Regions from separate parts of the Mus musculus genome. Here regions 2 and 3 are each linked to region 1. The links are chromatin loops, found by intact Hi-C in ENCODE. Cell type or tissue: heart. All regions are shown on one strand. Region 1 overlaps Ank3 (ankyrin 3, epithelial). Region 2 overlaps Ank3 (ankyrin 3, epithelial). Region 3 overlaps Ank3 (ankyrin 3, epithelial).

Region 1 (8,000 bases):
TTTGAGATGAAAGTATTTAGTGACATAGTGACCCAAACATTTATTTATCATAAAATAAGTTTATTTTGATGATGGTATGATAGTGCTATAGATTTGCTTCAAAATGCTTAATTTGCTTAATAAAAATGAAATTAAACTAATATTTATAAACCAAAAGAAACTGAAAACAACTTGGTTTTTAACCTTCTCTATGCTTTTTTAAAAAAGATGTTTGGTCATAAGGCAAAAGATACACTTGCAATCTTTTTATTCTAATGCAAAATATTTGTATTTATATTTTCTTCATACTAGCAAGAGCTGGAAATCAACATTAAAGTGTGCCACCCCATTAGAGTGTGGATAAACAGATGTCAGGAGATTATGTAACATCAATTTCAATGTTTATCAAGCAAATATCTACAGCAAGCAAGGAAACATACAAATTTGTAGCGAATAAATCCCTTTAGGGGTCTGTTTACACTTGTGGTAGCATTCATTTTGGGAAAATAATTTTGGGTTGTTGGTACTGTGGTGATTTTTTGTTTTCTTGTTTGCTTGTTTCGTTTCTCCTTTAGCCAAGGGATATGTGACTTTTGACAAGTGCCAATCAGTAGCGTTAAAGCCACTTTGCAAAATCGGGATATGCTTTCAAATTCAGTTCAGAATTTTAGAATGTTTTGCACCTTGTACTCATTATTCTAGTATCTTACCAATTCAATTCACGTGTTTCTATACACCTGTCATGTTTTGAGACCACTTGGCTAGATTAAGATAAATCATTGTTAAACACATCTTGGTCACCTTTTGATCTCCACAGCAGAGTTATATTATGTTCTCAGGCTGTGTTTGTGGGGATTTTCACACGGCTTCATCTTTGAAGTGTTCATGCTCTCTCATACAAGAGACTAGACTTCTAAATATTTGTAAATGATTTAAAGAGGAAAATCTACCAGATAAGGGTCCACCTCAGTGACCAAAGCCAACCTGTTAGTTCCAGTCTGGAAGTTTCCAACTGCAGGATTAGTGACCACAATGGTGTTTCCGCAGCAATGGTATGGTATCGATCATGAAGAACATTCATGTGTTTCTCTGCGGAGGCAGCTCCCACGAAGGGAGGATTGTAGCTATCCCCATATTCTTTCCAGGAACTTTGGAAGGGACATTCTGAAGACAGTGTTCTTTCCTGGGGAAGTGTGTAGAGCTTATGTTTTGGAGAAGAGATGGACTGTCAAGGAGACAGACAAACACTGCTTGAGCAAGAACTAAGATGGTAGCACTCTACACTGTGTAATGACGGTGTACTGGCTGGTTTTGTGTGTCAACTTGACACAGGGTGGAGTTATCACAGAGGAAGGAGCTTCAGTTAAAGAAATGCCTCCATGAGTTCCAGCTGTGGGGCATTTTCTTAATTAGTGATCAAGAGGGGAGGGCCCATTGAGGGTAGTGCCATCCCTGGGCTGGTAGTCTTGGGTACTATAAGAAATCAAACTGAGCAAGGCAGGGGAAAGCAAGGCAGTAAGCAGCATCCCTCCATGGCCTCTGCATCAGCTCCTGCTTCCTGACCTGCTTGAGTTCCAGTCCTGAAGTGTAAGCTGAATAAACCCTTTCCTCCCCAACTTGCTTCTTGGTCATGATGTTTTGTGCAGGAATAGAAACCCTGACTAGGACAGACAGTGACTCTGTTGAAGCTTCAATTCCCCACTTTGCTGTGGTGGCTGCTTTCTTATGAGGTAGGTGTTCTACCTGATATCACAATGCCTGTCATAGAGAAAGTGCTGTAGACCCACCACTTTCCTTTTCTTTCTTTCTTTTTTTAAAATATTTATTTATTTATATTTATATGAGTACACTGTAGCTGTCTTCAGACACACACCAGAAGAGTGCATCGGATTCCATTACATATGGTTGTGAGCTACCATGTGGTTGCTGGGAATTGAACTCAGGACCTTTGGAAGAGCTGTCAGTGCTCTTAACCGCTGAGCCATCTCTCCAGCCCAACCCACCACTTTCAAAATGTGGTTTCAGAACCCACAGATGACCCCAAGACCTTTCAAGAGGAAGGCTCTCACCTTCTACTTGAATTAACAGCTTGAGGTCAGTATCCCTCTCATACTTCAGCCACATCAATACATATAGAATATAAGCATCCAACTGTCTTCTCCTGCCAGACCTTAAGACATTTGCATACCCTAAAAGTAAGAGCAGTCTTTGCCTTCTTTATTTCAGGAAAAAATATAATTGATATTTTCCCATAACATGCATCTGATGGTTCCATGTAATAAAGTTGCTTTTCTTATTTGAAAATAAATTAATTTAATTTTTTCCGGTTTTATTTTTTCCTGGGCACTATAAATGATAGTTGAGAATGGACAGGGCCCCCTGAGACAACTAACCTCAAGGGACGTGCCTGTAGATACATTGCCTGGTCAGCCTTTGGCTGGTTTTATGCTCAGTTGCTAAGAAGCATTATGCAAATTAGGTCAGGCTCATGGATTTGGTCCCTGGGTGGACAGTGATATCCACTTACTTTAATGGTCCCAACCAAACAACTTAGCAAGCAGGCTGTAAGAGACGACTTTAAAGTAACAGTGGATGGCCATGGTAATCAGGGAGTCCTTTTGTGCTGTTTCATTTGTTCGGGCCCTTTAGATTAGCAGTCCTGGGAGCTAAATCTTACAGCTGTTTTTACTTTTACAGTGAGGGTTTGTTATGGTTTGAATTCCCACTCATGTAAGATCACGTCACTTGTGAGTTGAGGAGCCAGGTTTGAAGAGAGGCATCAAGGGTACAGAGCCTAAAATCAGAAATGGTTAAGCCAGCAAAGATGGATTAGCCTAGCACTTGCTGTCCGTCCACGATAGATACCTCTGAACCAGCTCTTTCGTCTGCACATGGGTACAGCTCCTGAATGTTAGTCTTCACTCCCAGTACGTTTTGTAGCGTATCCAATTGTTAAAACCACAGTAACCCAAAAGACACCTACTGCCTTGTAACCGTTCAGACCTGCAGTTTTCAATAACCTTTCCAACAACCAAGATAAACCACCTTGAGGCTAGGCTGAAGTCTTCTCTTAAATGTATAGCCAAAAAACAAACACACACACACACACTCACACAGAGCAAGCTATCTTTGTTATGTTTTTCTTGGACTTAAAAAAGTTGTTGATCATCCCATACATATTTGCTCATTTAAAAAAAATTTTTTTTTTACTGTATTCAGTGGAAAACTGGTAATGTTTCCTTTGCAAATTTTAACCAAGGGAAGGATGAATGAATTAAGATACCCAAATCATTTTGTGTTTCTGTCAGACTCTTGTCTCATTTCACTTACCTCTTCTTGGAATCCATTGTATCCAGTGATCATAGTTCTTGATCAGTACATTATCATATAGTGAGAACTTACTGACGGCTGTGGATGTAACCTAGGAGCCAAGTGCTTTCCTTAGCTGGGAGGGGTCCTGAGTTCAATCCCCACCACCACCGGGACAGCAGCAGAACCACACTTTCCTCACTGTGTCTTTAGCACAAACTTCTAAAACCTTCTTAGTAACCATGGTTTGACATGGAAATGAAAAGTTGGATAGACGTCCTGATTTGACCATCCGACATTGGATGTGTGTGTTGAATTATCCTTTTCAACCCATGGAATTATTAAAAATTGGTTGGGAAGAACTGTGGCATATTGAGTCTCCTCTCAGTAGACTCGTGGAAGGGGAATGGTTTCGTTTACCAACAGCTCCAGCTGCACCATCTGTTGTGCAGAGTTTAGCATGATCAGTTCAAGCCTTCATCTCACCGGCTAATTTCCCCCTCCCTCCCTCTGGTGCCGTGTGGCTCACCCTTCAATTCCGCCCAGCCTTTGGTCTCCAGGCCTTTAATTATCTAACTAGGAATCCTAGTCCAGCAAACTGTCATTTCCTGGCTGATCTTACCACAAAGAGTGTTATTTGGGAAGCGTGCAAGTCAGTATTTTCGTTCACAATATTAAGCCTGACCACACTCAGAAACAAAGTCAAAAAGAACTCAAGAAAATGTTCATCTACTCAAGTAAATTTTTTTTTTACCTCTGTCTACCTAGCCCAGTTTTAGCCTATCACTGTTGCTGTTTTGAGTTGCTAAGTTTAAATTGGTCCCTGGATTAAATATTTTAGGACACATGTCAAGAGCTCCCACTTAATAAGAATCCCGAGGCTTGAGCTTTTCAACCTGGTTTTGATTCACACTATGCTAAATAAATGGAAAAGTCCCAAGCAGCCGACGCATTTATGTAATCCCCCACACGGAACACCGGAAGTTGCTTCCGCGCAGATTCTGAGTGTCTGCAGCATCCAGTAGCATAGAGGGGTATTTTCAAAGCCGCTGTTCTTGTTTAGCTAATCCCATGGAATAAAGTCATATTTGCCTTGTTAACAAAGACCTCCAAGTTTTGATTGCATGATACTCTCCTACTTCGTTTTCTCTTTAAAAGACAGACCTGTCTGCCACCATTGTCATACTGCCGCGTGAGGAGTAAATCCTGTTTAGACTTAGATAAGGGACTTGTGTTCTCTAAGCCACATGAAGTGACATGGATTGTCCTTTGTGGAAAGGGAGGTTGGATCAGTGGAATTTGGAAAGCACATCCAAATTAGGGGCCCAAATGGGGGGTGCAGGGAGAGGAGGAAAATGGGAGGGGTGCAGGCGGGAAAGTTCAGCTAAGTCGTTCTAATTTACACTGTAGTGTAGTGATGTAGTATTGTCTTCTTGTAACATGAAGGATAGAGAAAAGCATTAAATCCGCGTTGGCCAGGTACTTCCCTGCTGTTGTGATTAAATACTTGACAAGAAGCAACTTAGTGGGAAAGGCAGGCAGCTTAGGTCTGAGGTTTGCTGCAGACAGTGCCTCTGCAGTCCTGAGGCAGCCTGGAGAAGTGAGGCCAGTCCTCCAGTGAGAGACCCACGTCCTTCAACGTGACTCCACCCCCTAAAGCTTCCATGACCTTACAACACAGTGCCACCTGCTGGAGACTAAGTGTTCAAGCATAGGCGCCCGCAGGGGACATTTCATACTCAAATCATAACCCCACGGAGCCCAAGTGACATTCTGAACGAATTTTCTTTCCTTCAGTTTTCTGACCATACAAAAGACAAGGCACGGTGACCTTTTCTTACCTCAAGAAATAAAATGTGCTTTAAAAAAAATAGGATCGTACATTTTTGTTCTGTAACAACAAGCTACTGGCTGATACTGAATCGCTATTGTATCAAATCTACTGGTTTTAAGCTCTACGCTCACTATTTAATAAACAATATTTAATATACTCACTAATATTTAATATTTAATACACTCACTATTTAATAAACAATATTGCAGTGAGTCAAGGCAGATACATAAGGACCTAGTATCCTAACCACATTGTAAATAAAGACTTCATGATATACACCTAATGTTCCTTGGGGGATGGTTGCTCCAGACAGCCACATTCCTTGGTATCCAATACTTTGCAGGCTTCCTCTAAGTCACAGGCAAACAGGACATGATCATGTGAGGGAAACCAGAAGCAAAGGAACCAGATGATAACCGTGACCAGAACTAAGCAGGGAATGACTGGCCATGAGAAAGGTTACGGTCCCATGAGTCTACCATTCTTCCCAACAGACAGGAAAGGATTTGGGTCTCGCATTAATACTGGGGACCCCTTTCATATATAGACTGTATATGATACCTCAAATATAGACTATTATCAATGTTACCTGCTGTCTTCTTCCAGTCCACATTGCGTTCCCCTTTGGAAAAAGAAAAGTCCCTGAAAGAAATGTGGTCACCAAAAGGACTGAGTTTCCTTGAATTTATGTGTTCAGATAAGGAAATTCTCTGCCTGCAATCATTAACATTGACTGTCAACTGGAGGAATCTGGGATCAGCCAGGAGACACGCCTCTGGGAGTGGCTATAAAGGAGCTATCTAGAACAGGTTAATTAAGATGGGAAGAGCCACCTTAACTATGGGAGGCACCATCACATAGGCTGTAGTCCTGGGCTGAATAAAACAGAGAGTGAGCTGGGTAGGCACTAAAACCCATCTCCTTCTGTCTTCTGATAGTGGATACAGTGTGGCTAGATGTCTCTAGTTCATTGCCATGTCCCCAGGGTTCTAGTTTCATCCCAAAACAAAACTAACGAACAAGCAAACAAAAACTTAAGAGAGAAAAGGATTTATTCCACCTTGACATTCCAGGTTTCTGACCACCATTGAGGGAAGTCAAGGCAGGAACATGGTGGCAGCCCTGTTTGCTATTCACACATCTTACCTCTGATGGAGGAAAGTACAGCATCCCTGAAGGATGCTGCCTGCTGACCCACAGGCTGTTTTATTCTCATCTAGCTTTCTTATATGGTTCAGCACCACTTGCCTAGGGCTTTTACCACCCACAGTGGACCCTCCAACCTCAACAATCAAGACAGTCCCCCAAAGACCAATCTAACCCGTAGCCCAATCTGAGCTAGGCAGTTCTCTAATTGAGATTCCCTTCTTAGGTAATTCTGGGTTGTATTAAGTAGACAGAGTTAACCAAGATGCCCACCATTAATGGACTGAACCTTTAAACTGTAAGCCAAAGTGAACCCTTTGTCCCTTAACGTTGCTTTTATCTGGGTATCTTATCACAGCAACAGGAAAGTAAGAAACCAGCACTGTTCACAGCCCAAGGCTCCCGAGCTCTGACAAGACTGTGGAAGTCGTTTCTTCCACTGTGTGAGTTAGCACTTCTCTTGTGTCTCTTTGTTCCCAGAGCTAAACCATGCCCAAGTGCAGCAGAAGTTTCAGACTGGTAATAAATATATCTGCCAATTATAGTTCTTAAAAATAATTTCTATGCCTGTGGTTACTTTTTAGGCTATTGATACAATTGGTTACATATTAGAATGATCAAAGATTTAGTGTAAGATTTAAGATTAGTGTATCCTTTTGTATGGCTTTGCCTTTATACAAGTACAGACAAGCTTGTCCTGTACAAAGATACCCTAGAATAGAATAACGTGAGTGCTTCCTGTTAAGGTTAAGGTTCATAAATACTTTAAATGAGTAACCACACCTATTTTCACACTATCCTAGCCACAGCAGAACTTAATTAACGTTGTTACAGTCTTTGATAAATTGGAACAGTCACAACTCACCATTAGTCATAGGAGTGGTGTCTGCATCCTGGAGGTATCAGGTCATCTGATCACATCATTGTATCAATTCCTAAATGTTACTTCAGTGTCCTGGTAGCATAAAGACGATGGTTCCCAAAGCCTCTGCAGCATCTTATAGCCTCCATATTATAAGGACAACTGAAGTTCTAAGTCAAAATGGTTTGAAATTCCACTAGCATAAATCAAAGCAAAATGCTCTTGCATTGACCTTGTAGGGTTAAGAAGTCACAACTCTTCCTTTCATGTATTCTATCCTTTGATAAGAAAGCAAACCAGGTGTGTGTGGGAGGGTGGTGGTGATGGTATTTGTTGGTTTTGAGACATGGTCTTACTATGTAGTCCTGACCTTGACCTGACCTTGACCTGGGGTGTTCCTCCGACCTCAGTCTCCCAAGAGCTGTGATTACAGAACGGAGCCTTCCTGCTTAGGCTGAAACTTGGCTCCTTGATGCCTCAGAAGCATTAAGATCAATTTGCATCCTGTTCTGTAGCCAGTGTCAATTTTATGTTGGAAAACCTTGGAAAATAACTCACCCTTTACCCACCGACCCCAATTCCCACCAACTTACCCAATGGTAAAAAATTAAAACGGTGTCTATATTTTTATTTCTAATCTGGCTCCAGTTAAAAGCTCAGGGGTCAGCATACTGAGCGAGGCACGAAGCCCCTTGGGGCTAAGACACTGGCTCTTCCCTCGGAGGTAAACCATCATCATAGACAGAGGACAGTTGGGGTTTATCAGAATGTAGCATGGGCAGTCTCTTCAAAACACCATCTTCGCAAAAACAAAAACAAAGACCCATACCTGTGCCTTGTGTGCTTCAGAGCTCCTCCCCACCCCCCCCT
Region 2 (8,000 bases), 54 kb before region 1:
CTCCTTCTCTTGTTACCATGGAAGAGTAGTTTGCACAGTGGCTAAGTGGATTTTTAGAATCCTTGTTTTATTTTTTTACTTTTATTAATTTTGATTGCTGCATGTGTGCGCCCGCTTGCTAGTATGTGAACCACATGCATGCAGCTCCCACAGAGGTCAAAAGAGGGCATCAGATCCCCCTGGATCTGGAGTTACAAGCCACTGTGAGCCACCATGTGGAAGCTGGGAACAGAACCGCACTATTCTGTAAGAGCTGTGAGGACTCCTAACTCCTGAGCCATCTCTCTAGCCCCTTGTTTTCTTTTTCCAGCAAGCTGAATACATTAGTTTTCACTAGCTCTCATGAGATTCCTGCTTTATGGCTTTCACATCACTTTGACAGCCTGAAATAATAAGCCAGTAATAGGGCCATTGGGCCTAGATAGATGAAGATTGTCAGGTGTGCCCAGCCTTTGATATTGCAACACAACAATGTTATCTATGAAATTTTTCTATGAACCATGCAAATAATGAGAGAGAGAGAGAGAGAGAGAGAGAGAGAGAGAGAGAGAGAGAGAGAGAGAGAGAGAGGTAGTAGTCTGGCTTGCTCTGGTGTGCACACATGCAATGTGCATACATGTGAGTGTGTGTAAGTGTGGGTAAAGGGATAACATATGATGCTTATAGAGGTCAGGAGACAACTTTGGCTATTACTCCTTACCTTCAAGCTTGCCAAAGACAGGACAATTCCAGGCTGGCTTGCTCACACACTTTCAGGGATGGTCTCCTGTCTCAGCCTGGCCTCTGGCCACAGGAGAGCCAGCGTTAGAGAGGCTCACACCACCGAATCGAGCTTTGCTGTGAGTTCACTGGATTCAAACTCAGAGCCTCACACTCGTATAACAAGAGCTTTTGCCCACTGAGCTGTTTTTTTCCAGCTATGCTAATGTCCCAGGAAGTTAACTGTATTGTATTGTGCCTCAGTCGTGGCTGCTCTACAGTGCAAATGACCCTACGGACGAAGGCTGGACACACCTATTCTCTCTCTCTCTCTCTCTCTCTCTCTCTGAAAGAAAGAAAGAAAGAAAGAAAGAAAGGGAGGGAGGAAAGAAGGAAGGAAAAGGAAGGAAGAGAAAGAAAGAAAGGAAGAAAGGAAGGAAGGAAGGAAGGAAGGAAGGAAGGAAGGAAGGAAAAGGAAGGAAGGAAGGAAGGAAGGGAAAGAAAGAAAGAAAGAAAGAAAGAAAGAAAGAAAGAAAGAAAGAAAGAAAGAAAGAAAGAAAGAAAGAAAGGAAGGGAGGAAGGAAGGAAGGAAGGAAGGAAGAAAAAGAAGCTTTTTTCTTTCAACTCTAGTAGATTTGAAGCAGCCTTAAAAATGGGTCTACTATTTTCAATTCCCTCTGCCTGGCCTTTCTGCCTGTTTAATCATCATCTTATATGTCTATTCCTATACTCACTCTTTAATCATACAATTGTGTCACGTTTGCTGTTGTTTGGGCTTGGGCTCTTTTGAAGTAGTTACATCTTAAGAGAATGACGATCTCTCTTCTGTCCATTACTGGTCAGGGTCAACATATTTGTTTCTACAGCAGATCTACTCTTAGGCCCTTTAAGCTTCCATACCAAGAATAAACACCTCTTCGTACACTTGGCCTTGCCACATGGTAAGAGTATAAGGACAGATGTTTAAGCAGGCATTTGGAACCCTGGAACAAGTCCTTCCTATCTTTCTCTTCTCTCACTCCAGTCGAATCCTCTTCCCTCTCTTCAGACCCCATCTTGGTCAGAGAGATGATGCTTTAGTGGGGAATGTCTTTAGCTTCACTCCAGGTACTTTATTGGGCTGACAGCTGGGTAAACAAAGGCACACCGTCTCAGCATCCAGGCAGTGAGGGTGGACCACTGCTGAGCAAGGGGAGGGACTTCCATGATGTTGGCTTCATCCCCTTGTGTCTAGTTCCATATCTCAGTCTGTTTGGGACAGAAGTAAAACCCAGGGTTCACTACTTCATTTCCTTTATGTAAAGGTAGGGTGGCTTCCCAGAAGATAATAGCCAATCTGTGTTTCTAGGTCACTGGCCAGAAGTGTATCGGATAACTCATCCTGACCGACCACTGGAAAAATTTAACAGTAAGGCATCATTTTTTCCAGATAGCAAAAGAAGGAGGGAGTTGGGAATATCCTGTGTATAATTAGAGGTTAGATCCATGATGGCCCCTTTCCAGTCTGCCTTCCCACCACCTGTCTGGTATCCCTCCTGCAAAGCTTTCCCAAGTGCTCACACCATGTCCATAGTGATCCTGAAGTCACAGTCAACTGGACAGGTGCCTCCATCCCCATGGGGCAGAGGTCAGTGGGTCTTGCTGAAAGAATGAATGGGCACGAGGGTGTGCCTCTTGTGAAGCGTGCCGGAAGGCAGCTGCTGGAGGACAGTGAGGAGTGCTGAGTAAGGCACTCTCCTGTCCACCTGGCACCCCGTTCCTGTCCAGGGGCATTCCCCTGGTGAAACGTGAAACCACAGTCCTGACCACTTGGATTCATTAAAGCACACTGGGGAGCCTTGTGCCAAATCCCTACATCTCACGTGTGCCAGGAAGACACGAGTGTGGGGTGGTAGGCTGTCTGTCTTCCTAAACTTTGTATGTGTAACTTTTAAATAGTCATTTGGTCATTTTGGATACAGCTCTTAGCTCAGTATAACAACACGTACATTCATTTGTTTATTTATTTATTTATTTATTTATTTATTTATTTATTTGGTTCTTTTCAAGACAAGCCTTCTCTGCATAGCCCCTGGCTGTCTTGTAGACCAGGCTGGCCTTGAACTCAGAGATCCACCTACCTTTGCCACCCAAGCACTGGGATTAAAGGCATGAGCCACTACCACCCACCTTAATATATACAGTTCTTAAAGTGAGCAAGACATTCCTTCAAAAGAGCTTTTCTTGGTTATGCATGACTGAACACTCAATTTGAAATGCAGTTTACACTTTTGGGACTTTAGCCTAAAAAGATGTTTCAGTGCATATGCAAAGAGGTATATAAAAAGCTTTAATATCCAATTTTTAAAATTCTATGGTTCCTTAGGAGTTGGGTAAAGTAGGAGATGAAACACACACACACACACACACACACACACAAACACACACACACACACACACATGCATGATCACACCAGACATCATAACAGTACAGAAATGTCACCAGGTGTATCAGGCAGACCCTGTCTGGATCAGTTGCCAAAAGTGAGGTTATATATGTGCACAGAAACGCTTACCAAAATGTCAGACCGTAGCTATCTCTCAATTCTTCTCATTTTCCCACATTGTTTGATATTTTAACCAATGTGTGTATCTTTCTTTTATACTCAGAAGAAAAAAACCATTTTCATCAAAGTCATTGTACACACATATGCTTTGGGCTCATGGAAGAACATAGTGGGGAAGCCCTTATGAAACTTCAGCTATTAGAACCTGAATAATCCACCATTTCCTCCTTGCTTTGTGGTCAGGGGAATGAGAAACCAGGTGAACACTAATGGGGATCATATTATAACTCATAGTCCTCAGACTTGGACTCCGGAGCATCTTCCCTGCTCGCCCAAACCTCCAGTGAATGACAGTGAAGAGTACGGACTCTTATCACTTATCATCTTATCGTCTTATCTTAGTGAGTAGAGGGGGCTGGGAGCTGTGCAAGCTGATTGGTGTGTTTAGGAAAACCTTTCAACCTCAAAGGCTAAGCAAAGAGTATTTTCTGGAAAGTCCTGAGTGGAACCAAAAATTGAATTCACAAGTTCAGTCCCTGAATGAAGTGAATGAAGCATTTAGTACAGAAACCTGGAATAACTGATTTAAAAAAAAATTCTCTTTGAATTTCAGATTTCAAAGAACAAGTCTGAAAGACTTGGGTATAAGTGCATCCCAGAGAGACAGTTACTGATGCAGGGTATTGCTCTATTTTTATGGGGGGGGGTATTGTTGTTGTTGTGTGGGTAATATGATAGCTAGTAGTGAAGTTCCAGTGGACTCATATAAAAAATATATTAGAAAACATAAGGTCAGAGCCCAGTTCCCCAGAATACCCCATAGCCTCCTGTACAGCCAACCAAGTAAATGGGACCCTGGAATGAATATTGGAAACCACTGAACCAGCCTTGCCTGCCGAATATGCCTGTATCATTCATCACGTTGATAGAAAACCTCCAGATAAAGGAGTTTCCAGGCTTAAATAAAGATTTAAAAATATGTGTTCAAAAGTTAGCTGTGTCTGGGCTCCGGTTCATACTAGTTTACCTAGGGTGATTTTCATTTTCACTGACCTTGCGTAGAAAGAACCACTGATCATTTTCCATAGATCTCAGCCTTTTCTTTCTTTTTTCTTTCCCTGATTTTTCTTTTATGGCTATATCATACACAGAAATCCCAAAACGTAATTGAGTTTCTCTTTTTTAGATAAAGCTCCACAATAGTAAATTGAAAGATGAAAGTGATTTTCCTTCGAGAGGCGGTTCTGATGCCTGGTTCCTTGGATCTCCTGCCACCAAAAAAGGAGTCGAGGAAATTGAAACAAAATGAAACAAATGTCACGGTCTGGTCTTTGTTAAATTTCTTGCTGTCTTAGCAGGATGCTCTTGTCAGTCAGTCTCTCTAGAATAAAGCAATAGTTGCAGTGAAGTTGGACCAACACCTATTCCCTTAAGATCTCAATCAGAACACGAATCCAGCAGTTCTATCTCCCCTCCCACGCAGCCATGCACACAGAAGGTGGCGCAAGGAGACTTGAAAATGTAATGTCAAAGCCCTCTGTCAGCTGGAAAACTCGGGAATCTTAGACTTTTCCAGAAATAGCTAGTTTAACTTTTTCTTTTTTCTTCTTTCCTTGTCATTGTTAAGAAGCCTGGAAAGAATTCCAGATGGCGGGTCAGAGTTTTAGAAAGAAGTACTAGAGTCTCTGTTAACCCCAGTGTCAACAAAGCATAAATCACACTAATAAAATGAAAGGCAGAGGTGAAGAATTTGGGTCACAGGCTGGGAAGATTGCTTAGCACAGGCAAAATGACCAGAGTTAGGATTTCTGGTACCCATATAAATGCTGGGTGGGAGGGGTAGCTAGTCTACAGTTCCAGCCTGGGACAAGGAGACAGGATCCCTGGAACTGGCTAGAAACACTAGCCATATTGGTGACATCTGGATTTGATTGAGACATCCTGCCTCATTGAACAAGATGGAAGAGCAATTGAGAAAGATTCCTGACAGAATCCTTGGGTCTCCACATAAGCACACATGTACACACACACATTCTCTCTCTGTCTCTGTGTCTCTTTCTGTCTTCTCTCTCCCTCTCTCTTTCTGTCCATCTTTCTTATTTTCTTGCCCTCTCCCTCTTAGAAAAAAAGAAGAAAGAATGCATTCCATGATGTGGATTAGTATATATCTACAGTTAAACTTGTCACACAGGAACCATTGTGACCTTTCTTTCCATTTGAGGCTTTCCCTACTCTCCAGTTCCTGAGGCTTCTGATGTCATCAGGTCTCCATCAAACTTGACAAACTGATGGTGCTGGGGCGGCGGCGGGGAGGTGGGGGGGGGGGGAGACTAGTCTGAAGAACTCCAGTCACCAGCCTGACTCCTATGACCAATCCTGTTGACACAAGTATGCGATCACCACATGGCTTTGAAACCACAGGCACAACAGTGAACAAGAGGCTGGGGCCTCAAAGGAGAGACAGGATAATGGTAGACAATGAGTTCTTGAGGCAGGAGAAGCCTGCATGGTGTAAGCAACTGATGCTCTCATAGAAGGGTTATCCTCAGTGTCAACAGGGGCATGCCTTCCATCGCAGAAAGAGCAGAGTGCCTGAAGCTGGTTCTAGAAGTTGCTGAGTGGTCTGAAGATGAAGTAGAACTCATCTCATCCCATGGGAAACCATGATGAGTGGGAGGCAGATGGAAATGAGGCATGGAGGCTTTGGAGGGTGAGGAGAGGGTAACATTGTAACACTGTAATGCTGTAACATTGTAACACTGTAGCATTGTAACACTGTAACATTGCAACACTGTAACATTGCAACACTGTAACATTGTCTTCCTTGCTCTGGAAAGCAAGTTCACTGGGGAGATTTTATAAAATCTTTTCAACCCTGTTGAGGCCCTATTCAATATTTATGCTAAATACTGGGAAGTGTCTTTGCCCACCTACCTTTCTCTGAAATTGTTCAAATGACCAGATTCAGGGAGCTTTATTTAAACACACTCAGCAGCTCCCCCCCCCCCCAAGGGATGCTATGATTAAAGACTAAGGGCAGACTTTATACCAAATGAGGAGTTGTGATGCTAGAACTTAGAGCAGAGTGGGATCGCTCATGGGGATCGCCTAGAGTTCAGAGTGGCTAGCTGAATCAAAGCACAGGCCTCCTCATGCTTCCCAACCACTGGGAATGAAGAATGGACAGAGGTTTCTTAAGAGAACTGCCTGTCAGCTTCCTGACGTGTGGGCTCGCTGGGAGATACCTGCTCTGGTCATCTGCTCAACATCCAGAATGCTGATGCTGCACATATACATATTTATGGACTGAGTCCCGTGTGGAAATGCAACAGCTAAGTCCCAAAGAGTCGTAGTGATCCATACACTATATATGTGTATTTGCAGTGCATTTTCCTGTGTTACTTGGGCTATGACAGTGAAGAGCAGCATTTTGTCTATGACACGTGTGAGACAGTGGATGACCGGGAGGTCAGCAGACACTATGGTCTAGACCATTCTTTTGACCGTCTCTCAATTCTCATTTACATGCTTCCCGTTAATAGACAAGCATGTTTTCTTTTTTAACTTTTTAGATTTTTTTTTTACGTCAATATTACTGGTTATTGGCTTGGAGAAACGTTAAAGGCTCCTGCCTCAACATCCACTTTAAGGTATTCTGAAAAACACCTTGGAATATCTGTTTTTGTGTCTTCTATGCCCTTTTGGGGAAGAGGGGGGACTAGGATCGAGACAAGAGAAGACAAAGGGACGAAGTAAAAGGCAGAATGAGACCCACACTGTCTTCACATTGATGCTTTTGTCTGAAGTGTGGGACTCCCTTGGAAGCTTCCAGACAGTGAGTAGGTCCTAAGTTTAGTCAGATTCAGAAAGGAGCTGAGAGACAAGTGTTTCGAGTGGTCCAGCGCGTACCTGCAATCCATGCTCAGGAGAACATTGTGCATTGCCTTGGAGGCCAAAGCTTTAAGGTGTTCAGAGATATTGATGATAGAGCCTTCAGTGTTTTAAACTTTTGTCTTCTCCTCACTGTGTCCTTGCCATCAGGTCCCTCCCAGAGACTAAATCAATCCAGGGGCTGAGGGAAGAAGGTCCTCGTGCTATCCCAGGCTCCATTTTTCCCATCTGTGTTTCTTGAAAACCAGACCAGGGCTAGCCACTTGGCTGCTCACCAATCAGGATCCAGAGACCTCTTGCCCTCTTCTGGCCTCTATGGGCACCTGTGCTCCTGGGTACATAGCTTCCCCTACAGATAAAAGTACATGTCTGTCTGTAGTGGTGGCATTAGAAGTGAAGCCTCCCATGCCAGGCAGGTCCGTTACTACTTAGCTGCGAATAGTGCCCAGTAATGTTGACTTCTTCTCAAGGGTTTTCTTTTACTGAGCTTCTTGCCTTTGTAGTCCAGGCCCCGACTCTTCTTGGTCCTCCAGGCCTCCTGCTGTACCATTCAATGTCTTCCTGAAGAAGAAGCACTAGTCGTTTGTCCATATATAATTTTTAAATCACCAAGGCATATTCTATAAAGAGAATTTGTAATCTGTGTTTACATGAAGCCAAAAGTAAAAGTAAAAAGGGCCATTGTTGTAGAATCAGTCGTGAAGAATTTCAGATTCGGGGCTGTTTCCTTAATAGAAATGTTGAAGGTAGAATTCTCTTTTGGGAAAACAGAAAGCCATCTGTGCCTTAGGTATAAATCAAAAGGAAGAATGTTTTTAATGGAAGATCCATAAGCTCAGATTATACATGGCCACTACACTTTTT
Region 3 (8,000 bases), 54 kb after region 1:
TATATATAAAATATATCATAATATATGTAGTATATATAATATGATATAGAAAATATATACTATATATAAAATATAACATAATACATACAGCATATAGATAATGTATATATAATAAATATGCTATAAAGTATTATATAACATACTATATATACTATATATATTACCAAGCATTTCATTAAGCTCTCTTGAGAACTCCTTCTCTTGGCTGAAATTCCACCAGTCTCTTTTAATTATTTGTTAAAGCTCTATACAAAGTATATCTGTTTTCATTTGCTCCCCTCCACCCCCTCCCATGTATCCTCTCCACTCAGGCTGGTTTCCTCTCTTCTCAGTTCTCACTTCTTCTTCTTTATTGTTCATGTGCCACAACCATTTCAATTTTCTGCATCCATTAAGGTCTCCTGCACCCCTTGAGGATCCCCTACCTGTATTGTGATCTCCATGTACATCCACATACACGCACACACTTTTAAACTTTGGCTCTGAGCACAGGAAAACATGAGGTATTTGTCTCTCTGAGTCTGTCTGTCTTTTGGTTAGCAGGTCAAATTCATTGTTGTGAAATTGTAATGATTTTATTTTTCTTTACTGCTGTGTAAAATTCCATTGTAGGCCTGCTACAGGGAGGTGGGAGAGAGAAACAGGAGAGGCCTCAGAAGTTCACAGGTAGCCTGTGAGCTCACACAGTGGGGGTTGTGGGGAGAACAAGGCAGAAAGGATAGGAACAACACATGGACATGCACACACACATATGTGCGCACACTCTGGAATCCACAAAGATGAACAAGCACATATGACACAGACAGGAAAATGTCATTGCATACAACCACTTCATTTTCTGTAGCTATGCATCTGTTGATGAGCACCTAGCAGACTCTACAACAAGGCTTTTGTGAATGCAATACCCGCAGGACACACAAGTGTCTTGTAGTGTGTTGACTTCAGTCCTCTGTTCTCAATCCCGACAGGTGCACCAGGACCATTTGGTAGTTCTAGTTTCCGGTTTTTAAGAAACCTCCAAACCAATTTCCGTAATTGGTAGGCAAGCTTACACTCGCTCCAGCTAGTATATAAGGGTTCCTCTTTCCTCACATCGCGCCAGCATGCCCTGCCATTCATTTAACAAAGATGGTCATTCTGAACGGGATAAGATAGAGTCTTAAAGCCGTTTGAGTTTTCCCTGCTAAGAATGTTGAACACTGAGCTGGAGAGATGACACAGAGGTTGAGTGTATGTGAGAGCCAGCATCTGGTCATCAGGGATGGACCCAACAGAGATTTCACATTACCCAGTCTTTAGATTCCTCCGATGGAGACTTTGCTAGACTCAAAAACACCCCACTTGCAGTCAGTCCTCTCACCTATCTCTCTGCCTCCCTCCCAACCTCTCTCTCTCTCTCTCTCTCTCTCTCTCTCTCTCTCTCTCTCTCTCTCTCTCCTCCAGCAGTCCAGCAGAATTCTCTCATGCTGTTGGCTGCCGCTGCTTGTCACTCTGAGCTAGACTCTGCCTGGATCGGGGGCACGGGTCCTCCGTGCTAGCCCAGGCTTTAGTAAGGAGTTTATCAGGCCTCGAGGCTTATACATTTGGGGGCCTTTCCACCACGGCATCCAAACCCTCCCTTCTATCTGCAGTTGTGGAACTGAAGGCTCTTCATGCCAGCCTGAATCCCAGCAAGCTCGTACCAACCGACACAATCCCAGTAGGAAACACAGGCTCTGAGAAACAAAGCTCTCAGTCTCTTGACATCATCCGCCTTTTTCGATGTGCTGCTGTCAGCTTCACAATAGAAACACAGTTCTGGCCCTGTTCGAGGGGAAGGCAGGAGACCTTCTCCTTACCTGAAGAATCAATATGCAAATACCCATCAATTCCTCCACAGGAGCACTTTCTGTCTTGATTTGCTCCCAGTTCTCAGAACTAGCTCTTATGGGAGGTAAGGATGACAAGGGACCCAGTGCCTGTCAGTATGAAGGTCATTTGACACTTGAGAAGCAGAGTCTTTAGATAGAGGTATTCTGATCCTAGAATACCAGTGTAAGAGGGTCTGCAGGTGGAGTTGTGATTCCAACCCTGCCACCAGCAAACGTTCTTAATTGGCAACAGTTCTATGTCTCATTTTAGCAGATGGAGTTATTTTTGAACCATCCATTGGATTGTTGCAAGGATAAAAACCGAGCCTTAGATCTGCAAGCTGTATTTGTATGTGCACACGTGCACATGTGCTCATTCATTGCATGTTCATGTATGTGTACATGCAATGTATATGCATACTGTGCATATCAAGGCCAGAGGTCAACCTCAAGTGCCATCCCACAGAAACTGTTCACCTTATTTGTTTGCGGCAGAGTCTCTCACTGAGACCTAGGAATAGCAAATAAGGCTAGTGTGATGGTTTGTTTATACATGCTTGGCCCAGGGAGTTGTACTATTAGGAGGTGTGGTCTTGTTGGAGTGGGTGTTGCCTTAGTTGGAGTAGGTGAGGTTATTGTGGGAGAGGGCTTAAAACCCTCATCCTAGCTGCCTTGAAGTCAGTCTTCCACTAGCAGTCTTCAGATGAAGATGTAGAACTCTCAGCTCTGCCTGCACCATGCCTGCCTGGATGCTGCCATGCTCCCACCTTGATGATAATGGACTGAACCTCTGGACCTGTAAGCCAGCTCCAATTAAATGCTGTCATTATAAGACTTGCCTTGATTATGGTGTCTGTGCACAGCAGTAAAACCCTAAGACAGCTAGCCCATCTGGCCAGCAAGCCCAGAGGTCTGTCTGCCTCTGCCTCCCCAGTGCCGGGATTATACATATGTGGCAGTGCCCCCAGCTTACATAGCAAACACTTTACCACCTGAGCTGTCTCCTCAGTTCCTTTTATAATACTTTCTAAGAGTTTTAGAAATATAGAGGCTTCCTCTATAGGAAGTCCAAGGCGTTAGGCTTCATGCCCCCATTGGCTATGTAACTCAGCTTTGTGGGAGAGAACAGACTACAGACGAAAGCAGAGGAAGAAGATACTGGAGGTCTTCACCCTGCCAATCAATCGGCCTGTGTGACAAGGGTTAATAAAGGCTTCAACCCTGGGAAATCCCTTTCCTTAAGGAACAATAATAGCAGGGAAGCAGTGGCCTTAGTCCTGGGCTCACTGAGCTCAGTTCAACTGCTTCCTGGGTTGTTCCCTAGCTCAGTGCTCCCCCTACTGGCTAAGAACTAGATTTGCTCACATAGTGCTGCTGGTTGGACTCAGACAGACAGATCAAACCTCAAGTCACCCCAGGGCATGCTAGCCTCCCACTGTTGTCAATCCCAGTAAAGCCCACCCTGAGCTTGTCACCCAGGGTTCCCAATCCGGTCCACCCAGCTGAAGTCTTCGGCCAGAAGCTGGCTGATCTAAAGCAGCACGTGACTGTCCACAGAATAGCCATTCTTGCTTGTGGATCTTGTGAGGCAGAGGTGAGCAGGTACCTCCCGGGGGGTGTGTGGCCTGCAAAGTACAAGATTCTGCCGTCTGACTCTGTGCATCGAATGTTTATCTGGGGACTGGGAATGTAGATCAGTAATAGATTGCTTGCCTGGCATGTACAATATCCTGGGATTATTGATATCACACACACACACACACACACACGCACACGCACACGCACACGCTCGCACACACACACACACAGGCATCAGTTTTACCCACTTATTTTCCTTTTTTGAAAATAGATTCTTTTTTATAAAATGTATTCTAATTATAGTTTTCCTTACCCCAGCTCCTCCCAGTTCCTCCCCACCTCCCCTACTACCTGGATCCACATTTTTTTTTCTTTTCTTTTCTTTTCTTTTCTTTTCTTTTCTTTTTTTTTTTTTTTTTTTTTTTTTTTGGTTTTTTGAGACAGGGTATAGCCCTGGCTGTCCTGAAACTCACTTTGTAGACCAGGGTGGCATTCTTTCTGTCTCTCCTTAAAAAAAAAAAACAGGAATCTGAAGAAGAAGAATAAAATAAGATAAACCAAAAAACAAACAAGTCAGATTAGGACAAAGCAAACAAACAGAAAATTTTGTTTAAAAGCCATAGAAATATCAGGAGGAATACACACAGATGCAGAGACATACATGTACACACACAGGGATCAGGAGCACATATAGATGCAGACACACACACATGTGCACACACAGGAATCAGGAGCACATATAGATGTAGACACACACACACATGTGCACACACAGGAACCAGGAACACATATAGACACACATACATGCACACATGCTTGCTGATCTATGAAAGGATCAAGTTTAGCTCTTGGTACCACACTGAGAGGTTCACAACCACTGTAACTCCAGCTCCAGGGATCCAATTCATCCTTCTGATCTCCAAGGGCATCTGTTTACACATGTGGCATAAGCACACAAAAGCACACATACATGTACACATAAAGATAGATAACATATATAGACAGATGACACAGAGATGATACATAGATACATAGAAACATAGATACATAGTTGATACATTGATAAATAGATAGATACATAGATACATACATAGATAGATACATAGATATATAGATATATACATTATACATAGATATATAGATAAAAGATAGACACATACATATATAGATAATAGATAGATAGATGATAGATAGATAGATACATAGTTGATACATAGATAGATGATTGATAGATATATAGATAGATGATACATACATAATACATAAATATATAGATGATACATAGATAGATGATAGATACATAGATAGATACATTGGTGATACATAGATAGATAGATAGATAGATAGATAGATAGATAGATGCATAGATACACAGATGATACATAGATAGATAGATGACGATGATAGAAAGATAGGTAGGAGACAAATAATAAAATAATTTTCAGTTCAAGCATTAACAATTTGCCAACAATATCGGGTCAAAGTTCATGTCAAACAGCACTCCGTGAAAATGCAGTCAGCCAGATAAATGTGGTGGAAATTTTTAGAGAGTAAACTATTGGATTTCTTCAGTGAAGAAATAAGCATGGAGGAAATGGAAGAGAGAGTGGTGAGCTTTGCAGAGTGAAAGGCTTGTGAAGGATCTGGGAGCAAATGAAGCATCAAGATGAACCCAGACACTCAGAAAGGGCCATAGAGTTTGAGCACAGGTGGAGGCTTAGACACTGGGTGTTATTTCTACTGCTTTATTTCTGATAACAGCATTGCCAGCATATCTCTCTCTCTCTCTCTCTCTCTCTCTCTCTCTCTCTCTCTCTCTCTCTCTCTCTCTCTCTCTCTCCCTCTCCCCCTCCCCCTGCCCCTCTCCCTCTCCCCCCCCTCCCCACATATATATCATCTCCCTGTCTTTCTCCCTAGCCTGCCCCCATCTCAAAAGACTCGTTCTCCATTAAAGTTGATTTAATTGAGCTACTTATTAGATTCTCATTCTCTTCTTGGGTCTTGCAGCAAGAGAATACAGTGTGGTAGAAGCCAAAGGTTGATTGGTGTAGAGGAGGGGCTGTGACTTGAACTCAGGGCCCTGACTGTGCAAAGCAGGCTCTGTCTGTGCCCAGCTCCAAGGCTGATATTTAGTGAACCTGGATAAGGAGGATCTGAAATTCGCTATAGGTTTTCCCTCAAACTTTATGTTTAGAACTTTTTTATTATAGGATATTCTAATTTTTTTAACTATATGTTTAAAGTTCGTCATTTAAATAACCCTCCAGCCATGTTAGTTCATGCAAGAAACCCTAAATGAACACAGGTATCACCAAAAAAGGCATGGAAGAAGGGGGCCTTGTTAGAGTGAAGGGTTCACTGGAAGTAGGATGGAGAAATGATGGATGTGACGAAAATGTGTGTGTGTTCATGTGTGTGTGCATGTATGTGTAAATGTGTGTGCATGTATGTGTATGTGCTGTATGTGTGTATGTGAATACATGTGTAAGTCTGCACATGTGCATGTACATGTATGTGTGTGTGCAAGTGTGTGCATGTGTGTACATGTGTGTATATGTGTGTGAATGTGTGTTCATGTGTATGTGTGTATGCATGTGCATGTAGGTGTGTGTGCATGTGTGTGTGTGTGTGCTTGAAATTGTCAAAAAATCAATTTTTTAAAAGAGAAAATAAAAATATAAAAGATGTGGAGAAATTAAATCCCAGTTGTGCCGGCCATTTCTGTTTGTAAGGCCCACAGAGCACGTTGTAAAGCCCCGTGGAAACTGACTGAGGTACTAAGAGTTCAGAGACTGGAGTCACCCTTGCCTCGCACAGTGCAAGGCTGGGAGTCCACATCCCCACCTAAGCCAAGTGGGATCAGTCCGGTTCCTCATGTGCAGGAAGTGTTCAGGACCCCGTAGCTATCGCATGGGCTCTGAAACTGCATGTATGATTGCCATGAGCCTGGTTAACATGTGATCTCACTGAATCATTGTGAACAATGAGACATCAACTCATATCTCAGCACCCAGGAATGTGAAGCCAACAGCGGGGATTGTTTTCAGTGTCTACTTATGCTTCCCTGATGGTTTAGAAGCAACAGTCAATGCAGGGGCAATGGGATTGCTAATGATGCTTTTAGACATGTGTAGGCACCAGCACCAAAGGCCAAGGCAAGGGTCTGGGAATCTTCCACCTCAATGAGTAGGGTCTCTCATTTACAACCCAAGATTCCTGCTGAGCCTGGGAAAGCCCTGAGTCCCAGGACACTCCTCCAGCTAAGTCTTTAGCAAGCTCTTCATTAGCCATGAGGTACTCAGCACTGCAAACAAACAAACAAAAATCACATTAACTAAAGAATATAAGATTTGGAGCTCAGAGAGATGATGAGTCAGCGGTTAAGAGCACTGACTGCTCTTCCAGAGGTCCTGAGTTCAAGTCCCAGCAACCATCTGTAATGGGATCTGATGCTCACTTCTGGCAATGCAGGTAGACCTATATGCATAAAATAAAATAAATCTTAAAAAGAATGTAAGATTTGGGCCATCAGGCCTGTGCTGTCTGTCTTTAATCCCAGCACCTAGAAAGCTAAAGCAGGCAGATCTTTGTGAGTTTGAAACTAGCCAATGCCACATAGTGATCGCTGTCTCAATAAAAGCAAATGAACTATAATAGGGCAAAACAATAAATAAATAAGATTTGGGTAGTGAGACACCACCAGCAATAAAATGAAGTTGGACCTCATCAAATAGACTGCCTCTCTTCGAATTCTTGAGTCTTGTTTTGGGGAGGGGATGTTATTAGAGAGATGTTGGGATGTGTAATATCTATACCTTGAAAGGGGGGAAAGGGGAGTGGAGCAAGGCCAGTGTCAGAGCGGCATGGGAAACTGAGTCCTCCCTACACTGTGTGTGTCAAGCCTGTGACTTCTTCTCTGCTTCCCCTTCAGAATGACATCACTCCCTTACACGTTGCCTCGAAGCGAGGAAATGCAAATATGGTGAAGCTATTGCTGGACCGGGGTGCGAAGATCGATGCCAAGACCAGGGTAAGTGCCCTGCCCAGCCCGGGCCTGTGCGGCTCTCCCAGAGGTAGAAACCTTCACCTGATGCCTATCCTGTGTGGAAATGCTATTTTATTTCTCTCTGATTTGTTGCTGTCTCTTGGGAAATAATTCCCACTTCATATACTGTTGGTATGTGTCTAACTGGCTGTTTATGGAGTATAGCATACCCTGCATGTGCCTCTTACCTTAGCCCTTGACTTAGGTAGGCAACTCAACCATTAGGATTTTGTCATCTCAAAATTAGAAGAACAAAATACCCTGCCAGCGACCAAGGTGCTTGTCAACTGTGTCAGCCCGAAATCCCAGTCAGGACGAGTACATCACCAAGCCCCAGGTCATATTAAAATCGCATCCAAGAAACAGCATCTTCCTGACTTAGCAGAATGGGACACACATATAAATGCACAGAGACTGTGGCAGCATGCACAAGGACTATACAGGTTCAGTCCAGACAGGGTCCCAGTTATGAGAGGGCAAAGTGGGCAGAAGCTCCCAGCCCTCATCCAAAAAAAAAAAAAAAAAAA

What was found. Hi-C counts contacts between places; a loop is a spot of excess contacts. Peaks named below come from ENCODE experiments on the same cell type or tissue, not always from the same donor. Only the 100,000 strongest peaks of a DNase experiment are listed, where the experiment ranks them.
Region 2: it touches region 1 in a loop (2.2-fold over the local background); 2 of 42 quality-filtered maps call a loop at or near these places.
Region 3: it touches region 1 in a loop (2.2-fold over the local background); 7 of 42 quality-filtered maps call a loop at or near these places.

The regions. Positions count from the first base shown.
Region 1 is chr10:69,788,347-69,796,346 of GRCm38, forward strand. The region is part of intron 1 of Ank3 (ankyrin 3, epithelial); the gene reads left to right. Among named protein-coding and RNA genes, the nearest start is that of Gm33416, 74 kb to the right of the region's middle. In heart, a CTCF peak has its summit at 4,980 (motif pointing left); a DNase peak (open chromatin) is centred at 4,925; H3K4me3 peaks cover 84 bases; H3K27ac peaks cover 1,768 bases.
Region 2 is chr10:69,734,060-69,742,059 of GRCm38, forward strand. All of the region lies in intron 1 of Ank3 (ankyrin 3, epithelial), which reads left to right. Among named protein-coding and RNA genes, the nearest start is that of Gm33416, 130 kb to the right of the region's middle. In heart, a CTCF peak has its summit at 4,744 (motif pointing right); no DNase peak of the experiment used is centred here.
Region 3 is chr10:69,842,747-69,850,746 of GRCm38, forward strand. Ank3 (ankyrin 3, epithelial) reads left to right here. Exons shown (of 43, transcript NM_146005.3): 8 at 7,360-7,458. Among named protein-coding and RNA genes, the nearest start is that of Gm33416, 20 kb to the right of the region's middle. In heart, a CTCF peak has its summit at 3,190 (motif pointing left); no DNase peak of the experiment used is centred here; H3K27ac peaks cover 367 bases.